Regions from separate parts of the Homo sapiens genome. Here region 2 is linked to region 1. Evidence: chromatin loops called from intact Hi-C (ENCODE). Cell type or tissue: PC-3. All regions are shown on one strand. Each heading gives the region's core, and the rest is flanking DNA. Links, peaks and the distances in the headings are about the cores only.

Evidence for each region. Hi-C counts contacts between places; a loop is a spot of excess contacts. Peaks named below come from ENCODE experiments on the same cell type or tissue, not always from the same donor. Only the 100,000 strongest peaks of a DNase experiment are listed, where the experiment ranks them.
Region 2: it touches region 1 in a loop (3.0-fold over the local background); 2 of 110 quality-filtered maps call a loop at or near these places.

Annotation. Positions count from the first base shown.
Region 1 is chr6:139,981,909-139,987,296 of GRCh38, forward strand. The region is part of intron 1 of LINC02941 (long intergenic non-protein coding RNA 2941); the gene reads left to right. All of the region lies in intron 1 of LOC103352541 (a long non-coding RNA gene), which reads right to left. Among named protein-coding and RNA genes, the nearest start is that of LINC02941, 8.3 kb to the left of the region's middle. RefSeq lists a silencer at 804-1,098. In PC-3, for the core only: no CTCF peak of the experiment used is centred there; a DNase peak (open chromatin) is centred at 2,153; H3K4me3 peaks cover 361 bases; H3K27ac peaks cover 2,472 bases.
Region 2 is chr6:139,910,143-139,915,530 of GRCh38, forward strand. No RefSeq gene overlaps it. Among named protein-coding and RNA genes, the nearest start is that of LINC02941, 63 kb to the right of the region's middle. In PC-3, for the core only: no CTCF peak of the experiment used is centred there; no DNase peak of the experiment used is centred there.

The DNA of each region.
Region 1 (5,388 bases), core at 213-5,212:
TTCTTTGAGAATCACTTCCTGACTGATTGGCGTCTAAGAAGAAACACGATCTGGAGCTTTGCACAGCACCAGGACTCTGCCTGTGAAACACTATTAAATCTGCTATTACCCTCCCTTCCGCCCTTCCCCCAGGACTCTAAGGTGACGTTCCCACTTAACTCTTTCATGCCCAATAGCACGTAGGGCACACTACCAATGTCTGCAATGAATCATATGTTTTCAGAATAATTATTTTGATCACTTATATCCTTTCTTATTAAAAATGTCTGTGCAGTTCTTAAAGAGGAAAGGGGTGAGGGAGGAAAGCTGCAATTTAGAGGAACTGTGTAGTTGTTTTTCTTTCTTTTATTTAATCGTCACATTTAATATTTCCTTATAAGTCACATTTTAAAGAAAACAAACCCAAGGCTCAGAGAGGTCAACTAATTTACACACATGGCATGGCTAAGAAGTGGCAGGGGCTGGATTAGAATCAAGGCATTTCTGACTCAGAGCCAGTGATTTTTCTACTACATACAGTAAGTTCCACCAAGTGGAAAATTAAGGTCTTAATAATACCAGCCAAGAAACACTGCATTAATTATAATGAATGTTTTATGCAGGGTAGTTTTTGGGTCTGAATCATGGCATTGTTGCCATACATTTTTTATTTTATTTATTTTTTTACTTTGTGTGGAGACATCAGGGTTTATTAACCACTGCATCCAAGACTGAAGATCAGATAGTTAAAAAAAAAAAGATGATATTTGAATGTGTAAATATTTGTTTTAGAATACACGGAGATAGTCTTTTTTTTTCTGTCTTTCACCTAACCTTTCTTCCACATTTTTTTTTTTATTGAGGCAACAAATTCCTTCCTCCTTAGATCCCTGCCCCACAACAACCCAGAGCCCAGAACATAAACAAAGACACATTTGGAAGCTCCTGCAGAGAGACCTATATCCAAGATCAGCAGATCCTGCAATTTGCTATTTCCTCCTCCCCCCTCTCCCCAGATGCAGGCTTATGTAAGTCTCCCTGAGGCATGTATGGTTTTAGGGAAAGGATTGAAAACTGTGCCTGGTGCTGTTAGTATTAGATGGCTGTAAATGAATAAATGGATAATAACAGTTAGGCAGCTCACTGACGGTATTCCAAGTATTAATAAATGAGTGCAATTGACACAGTTTGACACCAACACTTTGGAATTTATGACATGTAAAAAGGGAGAATATGAATCTGCCGCTTTCAACTTTTTAATATAATTGGGATGCCTGAAGCCATTTTACCATCTGTAAGCTTCCCGTATTAGCCCTGATTTACTCCTGAATGTCCACAAAGCCTGGGACTTCATATAAAAGTTTTGAAAAGAGTTTAGCATTGTAGCTTTTCTTTTAATATCTGAAACTTGTTATAGCATGTGCTGCTATTTCCAGGCAGTTTAGTGTCATTAAAGCAAACACCATATAAACCTGACTTCCTATTTTTAACATTGTAGAATTCTATATTAAGTGCCATGAACAAAGAAGCACATCAGATGAATACTTTTTCCTTTAAAATGAAAAACTCCCTTAACCAGGATGTTCAGAACCTTCCCAAAATGGACTTGTTTTCAGCTTGTTCATCTTTTCCACCTCCCTACTGCTTTTTAAAAGTTTCATGTCCATTTTTGGTGACAATTTATTATTTGAAGTCATCTTCCAAGGGCAGGAAATATCTTTGTAGAAAAGAGTCCGAAATTAACTTCATGTGCAAAACAAACGTATCACAGAACAGTAGAGACAGTTCCTAAGCAGATTGTGTTCTAAAAGTTTGCCTAAAAGAATGCTGTTTGGAGCCTGGAACATATTTTTCATGGAAACACTATAGATGGCTGTTAAGTTCTAAGGTCAGTGATTGAGGCCATGTGACCTGTGAAGTAATTGGATCGCAAAACTGCATTTTTAAAATACCACTTTGTGATAATTTAGGATATTATTTTGGTAACGTCACACATTATAACATGGAATCTAGAGCTACTGCATAGCATCATGAGCATGATAGTTTAACTAGGTTCCAGTCACACTGATCTCCTTGTTATTGCTCAACAAGGAGTGAGGACTGTGGTATGGGCATACAAATTGGGAGAGCATGTGTGTTTAATGATGACTGTAGTCTGTGCAAGGATCAAGTCAATATCAAGTCATGCAGCTTGGAGTACCTCCCCCTCCCACTTTTTTGATGTACATGTTTAAGTAAGAGTCTCAAAGTGTCAACATTTTTTGTTGGGTCTTTGTTGTGATTCATCACCATGTGATCCTGAGGCAGCGGATGTCTTGATAGGAAAATATTGATAGTGCACAGCTGGTACATTCCTTCCCCACTTTTACTTGAATTGCCCTGTGCTTCTCTAGGGTTCCCTGCACCCTCTTTTTCTCTCCCTCTCTTCCCACTTAGTGGTAGGGTCTAGGGCTGTAGAACACACCAGACAACTCATCTTGATTTAAGCAGACTACTTAGGGGGTTCTGATGGATACTGAAAGGCGACTCACTGGACTGGAACGTGTGCCTATAAAAGGTATCCTGGCCCCTATTGCTTCACCAACAATCAGCTAATTTGTTGTTGGCCTATTCCACCTTCTTCATTTTCCACTGTCATAAATTCTTTGGCTGCTGCGACTGAACATGCTGGAGAGCGACCTTTCTTCTCTTAGACATTCTTGTAAAGATGTAAGCCCGGTTCAGAGACTGCTTTGGTCCCACTTCATTACTTGTAGGTTCCTACAGTAAAAGACCATTCTTTCCTATATTTGCCATCTTCACCGTTTATACTCAAGATGGTGGTTAGAAGCCAGACAATAGATAATGAAAAGAATGATAAATCATTGAGTGGTTGAAAACTAACGCAAATATTTGATTACATTTCTAGCTGTAGCAAATCAGCAAATCTCAATTCCTGAGTAGGTGAAGTTTGAATTGCCCAGGTGAGGAAAAGCAGGCTACTGAGCACTGCTCTGGGAGTCGGATCAGTAGGAGCCTGATCATATCTCAGAACAGGGCAGTGTGAGCATCAGAGTTTGTGGAGAAAAGGGCAAAGTGGAAAGATATCTTACTAGGTTTTCAGCCCCTTTTGACTTTTAGAGGCAATTCAGGTGAGGGCTCAGAAAGAAAAGAGGAAAGCTGGGGAGAAAGCTCCATAGTTTTACAGAGCACATAAATAATCATGTAAAGGATGTTAGTAGAAATACGGATGTTCAGGATGATTTTGATGAAACTTCAGACAGAAATGAGTTTTCCCAGAGGTCTCTTTGAAAGACTCAAGGCTTCTCCCTTTTGGTCATGTCTCAGGTAGTCTTAAAGCACTCAGAATCCAGCATGTCAGCAAAGAAAATTTATGGCTATTTTACCAATCATAGAGACAATTTAAGTAAAGAGGAGTCAATTAAGCATTTGTAATATTTGCTTTTTAAACTGTGGCAGCAAAATCATTTTAGTGGATAACAATTCACATTAAAAATAGAATGAAAAAATAGAACATAATAAAATATATAAAAGTTTTGCAACTTAGATTTATTTTATGGGTCTTTTATTTCCCTCCTTTCCTCCCTCCCTCCCTCCCTCTCTCCCTTCCTTCCTTCCTTCATTCCTTTCTTCCTTCCTCTCTGTCTTGTCTTTTTCTTTCTTTCTTTCTTTCTTTCTCTTTCTTTCTTCCTTTCCTCTCTCTTTCTTCCTTTCCTCTCTTTCTTTCTTCTTCTTTATTTCTGTTTGTCTCTCTCTCTCTCTCTCTCCTTCCTTCCTTCCTCCCTTCCTACCTTCCCTCCCTCCCTCCTTCCTCTCTCACTCCTCTTTCCTTCCTTCCCTCCTTCCTTTTCTCTCTTTCTGATATAAATTTGTATTCTGGGTCATGATGTGTGATGGTAAATTTTATGTGTCAACTTGACTGGAACACAAGATGTCCAGATATCTGACTAAACATTATGTCTGCATGTGTCTGTGAGAGTGTTTCTGGAAGAGACGGCATTTGTATTGGTAGAATGAGTAGAGCATATGGCCCTCCCCAAGGTATGTGGGCATCATGTAATTTGTTGAGGGCCTGAATAAAACAAAAAGATGAAGAAGGTTTGAGTTAACTCTGTCGGACTGCTTGAGCAGGATATCTGTTTTCTCCTGGTTCTGGTGCTGCTGGTTCCCAGACCTTCAGAATCTATAGCATTGGCTATCTGACTTCCAGGCCTTCAAACTACGCCACTGCTTTTCCTGGGTATCCAGCTTGCAGATAGCAAATCATGGACTTCTCAGTCTCCGTAATCATGTGACCCAATGCCTTATGGTAATTATAATACAGTAGCCCCCCCTTATCCACAGGGAAATATGTTCCAAGACCCTTGGTGAATGCCTGAAATTGTGAATAGTACTGAACCCCACTTACACTATGTTTTTCCTGTACTTACATACCTATGCTAAGGTTTAATTTATAAATCAAGAACAGTAAGAAAGTAACAATAACTAATAATAAAATAGGCAAAGGATAACAATATGCTATAATAAAAGTTATGGTAATATGGTCTCTATGTCTCTCAAAATCTCTTATTGTACTTTATTCACTCTTCTTTTTGTGATGATGTGGGATGACAAGATGCCTGTTTCTGAGATGAAGTGAGATGAACGACATTGGTGTTGTGATGCAGCGTTTGGCTACTATTGAAAACTAATTAATAACTTAGGAATGGTTTATTTCTAGAATATTCTATTTAATATTTTTGAATTGCAGTAGGCTGCAGGTAATGAAAATCAAGGAAAGCAAAACCACAGAGGAGAGGGGACTACTGTAATAATATAATAATGATAATAATAATAATAGATTCTGGAAGAGTTTTGAGGTGCATGCTAGCAAAAGCCAATGTTTTTGTGAAGAGAGTTTTAAAGGCAACTCTAGGAAGACCTCAGAAACAGAAGAAGAAAGCTGAAGAGAGAGGTTCATCTTCTCATAGAACACTTAAATAATAGTGCAAAGAATGTTGGTGGAAATATGGTATTCATCTGCAAACCAGGAGGTTGGCCTCCACCAGAAGTTGACTTGGCTGGCACTCTTGAACTTTCCAGCTCCCTGAACTGTGAGAAGTGAATTTCTGTTGTTAAAGCCATCCTGTCTATGGTATTTTTGTTATAGCAGCCCAAACTGACTACGACACAATGTAAAATGCATCTCTTACTAAGGGTCTTGGTCAAAAAGTTAGAAAGCTATTGGTCTGCACTTATGGTTTATTTCAGATATATAAAGTTGGTCATATTTTAGACATGGGTTAGAGAAATAGGGTGTACAGATACAGATTATATTCTCTCAGGTTGTATTTCTGCAATAAGGGCTAGCCTCTTTATGGGGACAGTGGCTGATAGATTTAGGTCATGTAATTAAATGTCTAAACTACC
Region 2 (5,388 bases), core at 66-5,065, 72 kb before region 1:
AAGATTGAAAAAACTATTTGGAAAACAACATGATCCTAAAGAAGTGTTCTGAAGAGTGGTGATGTCACTGGTCTGTAAACTCTAATGAACTTCTTATTCAAATATCTATTCCTCTTGGTTAGATACATTCACCTTATTTTTCTTGTCCAGTGGCTTAATCAACTCTATGCTGTTTAAGTGTGATGATTTGTCTTTTGTAAACCTATGAACTAGAATGACTCACATATTTTTTCATTTTCACTTATGAAACTAAGAATTAAATCAATATTCATCTCATAAACACTTGCCAGCTATCTATTATGTGCTTCATGCATTGGTAAGAATTACTATTACTGTAAGTATTATAATTCTTTCATATCTTCCTTAAGATATACAGTTATCTCAGAACTTCACACTTAATATAGTATTTTTCTAATCACTGAATTGATTCAAAATTGAATAAAATCTTTTCCTATAGATTAACAATATATAATATATAGAAAAATGTAAAATATTTATCAGAATAACAGAAAAGCTATTATTTATCAAAGTATAGTTTTTCCCTGTAATATTTTCATTTTGAATATTTTTTTCCCTGAAAAGGTAAAACCTCACAATCTTGATTTCTAACCTGACTGTAGTACAATGATAGGTGACTGTCCCATTCTTTACTGCTCACCTTTCATTTGTTAACTTGTAGTCTCAAAGTTTTCTCTTGATACCTGTTCTTTTGCCAGGATCCAGTGGTTTGGGAGTTTGGACTATAGCAAGATTCACAGATTTGAGCACAACTCTAAATGAGGGCAAACAGGAACGCTACTCCCAAAAACAAAAAAGTCCACTTAAACAAGCTAACTAACCAACTAACTAACTAATTAACCAATATAGGCATTTTAGTAACCTTTCCAAAAAGCAGCAGAACTAAGTATCTATTTTCCTAGTAGAGTATATTTGTCTTCTAGATCAGGGTGCCCATCTTTGTCCCAACAATTCTGTAATGCTATAACAGAATACCACAGACTGGGTAATTTTTAAAGCAAAGAAATTGACTCCTCACCGTTCTAGGGGCTGGGAAATCCAAGACGAAAGTGCTGGGATCTGGTAAAGGCCTCCTTGCTGTGTCATCCAGTGGCAGGAGAGCTCAAGAAAACAAGACCAAGATCAAATGAGGAAAGCGACCAAATTCATCCTTTTATCAGAAACCTAGTATCAAGATCCCTAACCTACTCCCACAATAGCATTAATCAATTCATAAGGCAGAGCCCTCATGACCTAGTCACCTCTTAATGGTCCCATCTCTCAGCAGTGTTGCATCGGGGATTAAGCTTCGAAAGCATGAACTTTGTGGGGACTCATTCAAATCATAACAGTACCATAACCTAATTTACCTGGAAATGACATGTACTGGAGAAAAGCAGACATTCGTTGGCCTTGGATGGTTTGAGTCAGTAAATTATTAAATAACCTTTTTTTTTTGTTTCTGAAACTTTAATGAAGATCTAAATAAAAATGAAAATTATTGCAGCCAAAAGAAGAAATAAAATGATTGAAAAATAGTTCTGTCTAATGAGCTTGACCCTTATGAGTGCTCAGATCAACTCTTCCCCTCTCCCACACTTATGCAGGGAGCTCTCAGATCAGGCTGCCCCCTCTTTCTCTCAGGTGCTCCCCTGGAAACCTGGAGACTTCTAAGGAAGTTAGACCTGTTAGAACAGGGGTGTCCAATCTTTTGGCTTTCCTGGGCCACATTGGAAGAAGAATTGTCTTAGGCCACACATAAAATACGCTAACACTAACGATAGATGATGAGCTAAAAAAAATTGCAAACAAATATCATGTTTTAAGAAAGTTTATGAATTTGTGTTGGGCCACATTCAAAGCCATCCTGGGATGCATGTGGCTATGCGTTGGACAAGCTTGTGTTAGAAGATCAAGTGAGGGAAAATCAACTGAGACATCTCTTCTTCAAGATTCTAGAAACTTTTAAGTTTTGCCACTAATTTAAACACTTGGTAAAGGCAACACTGTATATTTTTCTTCCCGGTGCCTAGTAGATTATGTGTATTTAGATATTTACTAATCCAAATTATATTGAAAAAATGTTTTTTATGTTGAAAGGAGACACTAGTAAATTTTTTTCCTAAAACACTAGGTACATAGCTAACTATTTCTTCCTGAACATAGATTTTTGATGTAAAGAATGAGAAAATAATGATTTTCATGTTTCTGTTTTTCACATATGCTAAAAGAACTGACTACTCATGAAGTTATAATGGAAGAGTATGTGGAGATACACCTTGTGTGTTTCACTTACTGCTGTAACTGAAACAATGAAAAAAATTTTCCCATAATGGATATTAATCTATTCTAAGCCAAAAGGCAACACATTCCCAAAATGTTTCTGTCTAAAATATTTTTATTTTAGGTTTGCCACAAGAATTACCATTTCCTTTCACTTGACATAAAATAAAGCCACTATCAAGAGTATTACTTTACTTAATATTTTTACAACGACATTTGGACATTGTCTTAACATAATCAGTGTTAAAGCAGCCAGGAGAAGAGCTGTTTAGAAGACTCTTCCAGTTCAGTTTCTATATTGAAATATGAAGTGTTAATTTTGAGGTATGAAAGCAGGGTCCCAGAGCCTTTGAAGATCTGTTATGGAAATGGTCTAGAGAAGGGTTCAACAATTTGTGGTCCTCAGGCTAGCTGCTCGTATTTTGTAAGTACATTTTTATCAGAAAACAGTCATGTTCATTTGTTTACTTACTAGGTATGGCTGTTTTCCAGCTACAAAGGCAGAGTTGAGCAGTTGTGACAGAGGTCATTGGGTCTGGAAGCTTCAATGATTTACTATTTACTGTTAAGGTAAATTTTAAGAAAAGCTTCCCTAGCCCCTAGTTTAGAGAAGGACTGTCCCATAAATAGATATGATAGGGAGGCCGAGGCGGGTGGATCACAAGGTCAGGAGATAGAGACCATCCTGGCTAACATGGTGAAACCCTGTCTCCACTAAAAAATACAAAAAATTAGCCTGGCGTCGTGGCAGTCGCCTGTAGTCCCAGCTACTCAGGAGGTTGAGGCAGGACATGAACCCGGGAGGCGGAGCTTGCAGTGAGCCGAAATCGTGCTACTGCACTCCAGCCTGGGCCACAGAGCAAGACTCCATCTCAAAAAAAAAAAAAAAGATATGATGATGGAAATATTTTGTATCTATGCTGATATGGTACCCACTAGCCACATGTGAATATTAAGTACTTGAAATATGACTACTATGAATGAGGAATTAAATTTTCATCTTGTCTCATTGTAATTAATTAACATTAAAATTTAAATAGCCACATGTGGCTATTGGCTACTGTATTAGCACAGACATGGAACAACTTCATTGAAGTCCACTGAGCAGTGCTTCCCTAGATCCACAGTCAGGAAACTGTTTCTTAAAGGGCCACATAACAAATAGCGTGACTTAGAGCATTTGAAATGTGGCTAATGAAAATGAGACACTGAAGTTTTAATTTTTTTTTACTGTAATAAATCAAAATTTAAAAGCCACATGTGGCTAGTGGCTGCTGTAGCCGAGCGAGTGGGCTAGAGCAGGGATTCCCATGGTGTGGTACACAGATCAGTGGCATCAACATTAACTGGGAACTTGCAAGAAATGAAAACCCTTGATTCTCACAGCATATCTACTGAATTAGAATCTCTGGGGATGGGGCTCAGGAATCTTATCTAACAAGTACTCAAGGGCAGTGTCTCTCCAAATTTAGCATGCATCACAATTACCTGGCAGGCATTTTAAAACCCAGATTTCTAAGATGTCCCCAAGGAATGCAAAAATACTACTGGTCCATGGACCATACTTTGAGTAGCAGGGGTCTAGGACAGCAGTCTGCAAGGTCAGGTGTGTTTTAGAAAATCCATTGAGTTACAGGAAAACATATTAAACTTTCTATTTCTATTTACTCTCTCACCTAAAATAAGTAAATTTAGCTTTGTTATCAAGTGTTATATTCTCAGTTAGTCCCTATGTCAAATGGTGATTATGCTGATGGGTTGACTGTAGCCTCATTGGCTTTTTACTTTTAATTCTATTTTTTAAATTATCATACAGTAAATTTGATTTTTTCTCTTTTGGTTTACAGTTTCATAAATTATAACACATGTATACATGTGTTTCATAAAACCACCACCATATTAGGATACAGAACAGTTCCATCACTATAAAAAACTCCTTTTTGCTATTTCTTCATAGTCTCCTCTCCCTCCACTCATAATCTCTGGCAACCACTTGATAGATTTATCTTTTCAAGGAAGCAATACAAATGGAATTATAAAATATGTGACCTTTGGAGACTGGCTTCTTTCAGTCAGCATAATTCTTTTGCAATTCACTCATGTTGTTGTATGTACCAATAGTATGTTCCTATTCGTTGCTGAATAGTATTTCATTGTGTGACTATACTATAGTTTATCTATCTGTTGACCTATTGAAGTCCATAGGCAATTATACATAGAGCCGTTTAAATATGCATAAACATAGTTTTAATTTGTCTAGGCCGTTCAGTGTATGCTTAACTTTATAAAAACTATCAAAGTGTTTTCCAGAGTGATTGTACCATTTTGCATTTCCACTGACAATACATGAGCATTCTAGTTGCTTCACATCCATGTCAGCATTTGGCATTGTCAATATTTTTAGCTTTAGTCATTCTAATAAGTAAGTGTACTATATTGTGGTTTTATTTGCATTTTCTTAATGCCTAATGACATTAAATATCTTTTCATGTGCTTATTTGCCATTTCTATGTCTTTTCTTGTGAAATATATGTTCTTCTCTTGGGAAAAGAGTCATATTAATTTGATTAATTCATTATCCCGTTTAGGTAATGCACAAAACAGTTAAATGTGTTTATAAGAGTCCCGTAAAGGAAATTCTGGTTGAGAAAATACTAAGAAGGCAGGTACAAGGAAACAATAAAATGGCACACCTCAGACTTTGTCCCTAATAGAAGCTCTTTATCATCCAAACTCAGAAAATTGCTTTCAGTGGTAAGTGACCTGGCATATATATTTGTAAACATGTCATTTTTAATAAGGAGTGAAAAAGAAATGACTTTTGAAATATATTAATGCTATGGAGAAAGGTTTTTATAAATGATTGTTAAGAAAAATTGGGGTGATTTTGTTGCTAAAAACAATACAAATATGTCATCTATTTATAATTCTCACATCTGAACACTTAAAAGCTTTGGAAAAAGGATTATCAAACCTGTTTTTGTATATCCTAACTGAGGAACTTCAACTGTACTGTTGGCTGTAAGTACAAAATTGAATCTCCAATTTACTTCCAAGGACAACTGAATGACATCAGGGAAGATGAAAATTTAGTAGTCACATTTCAAC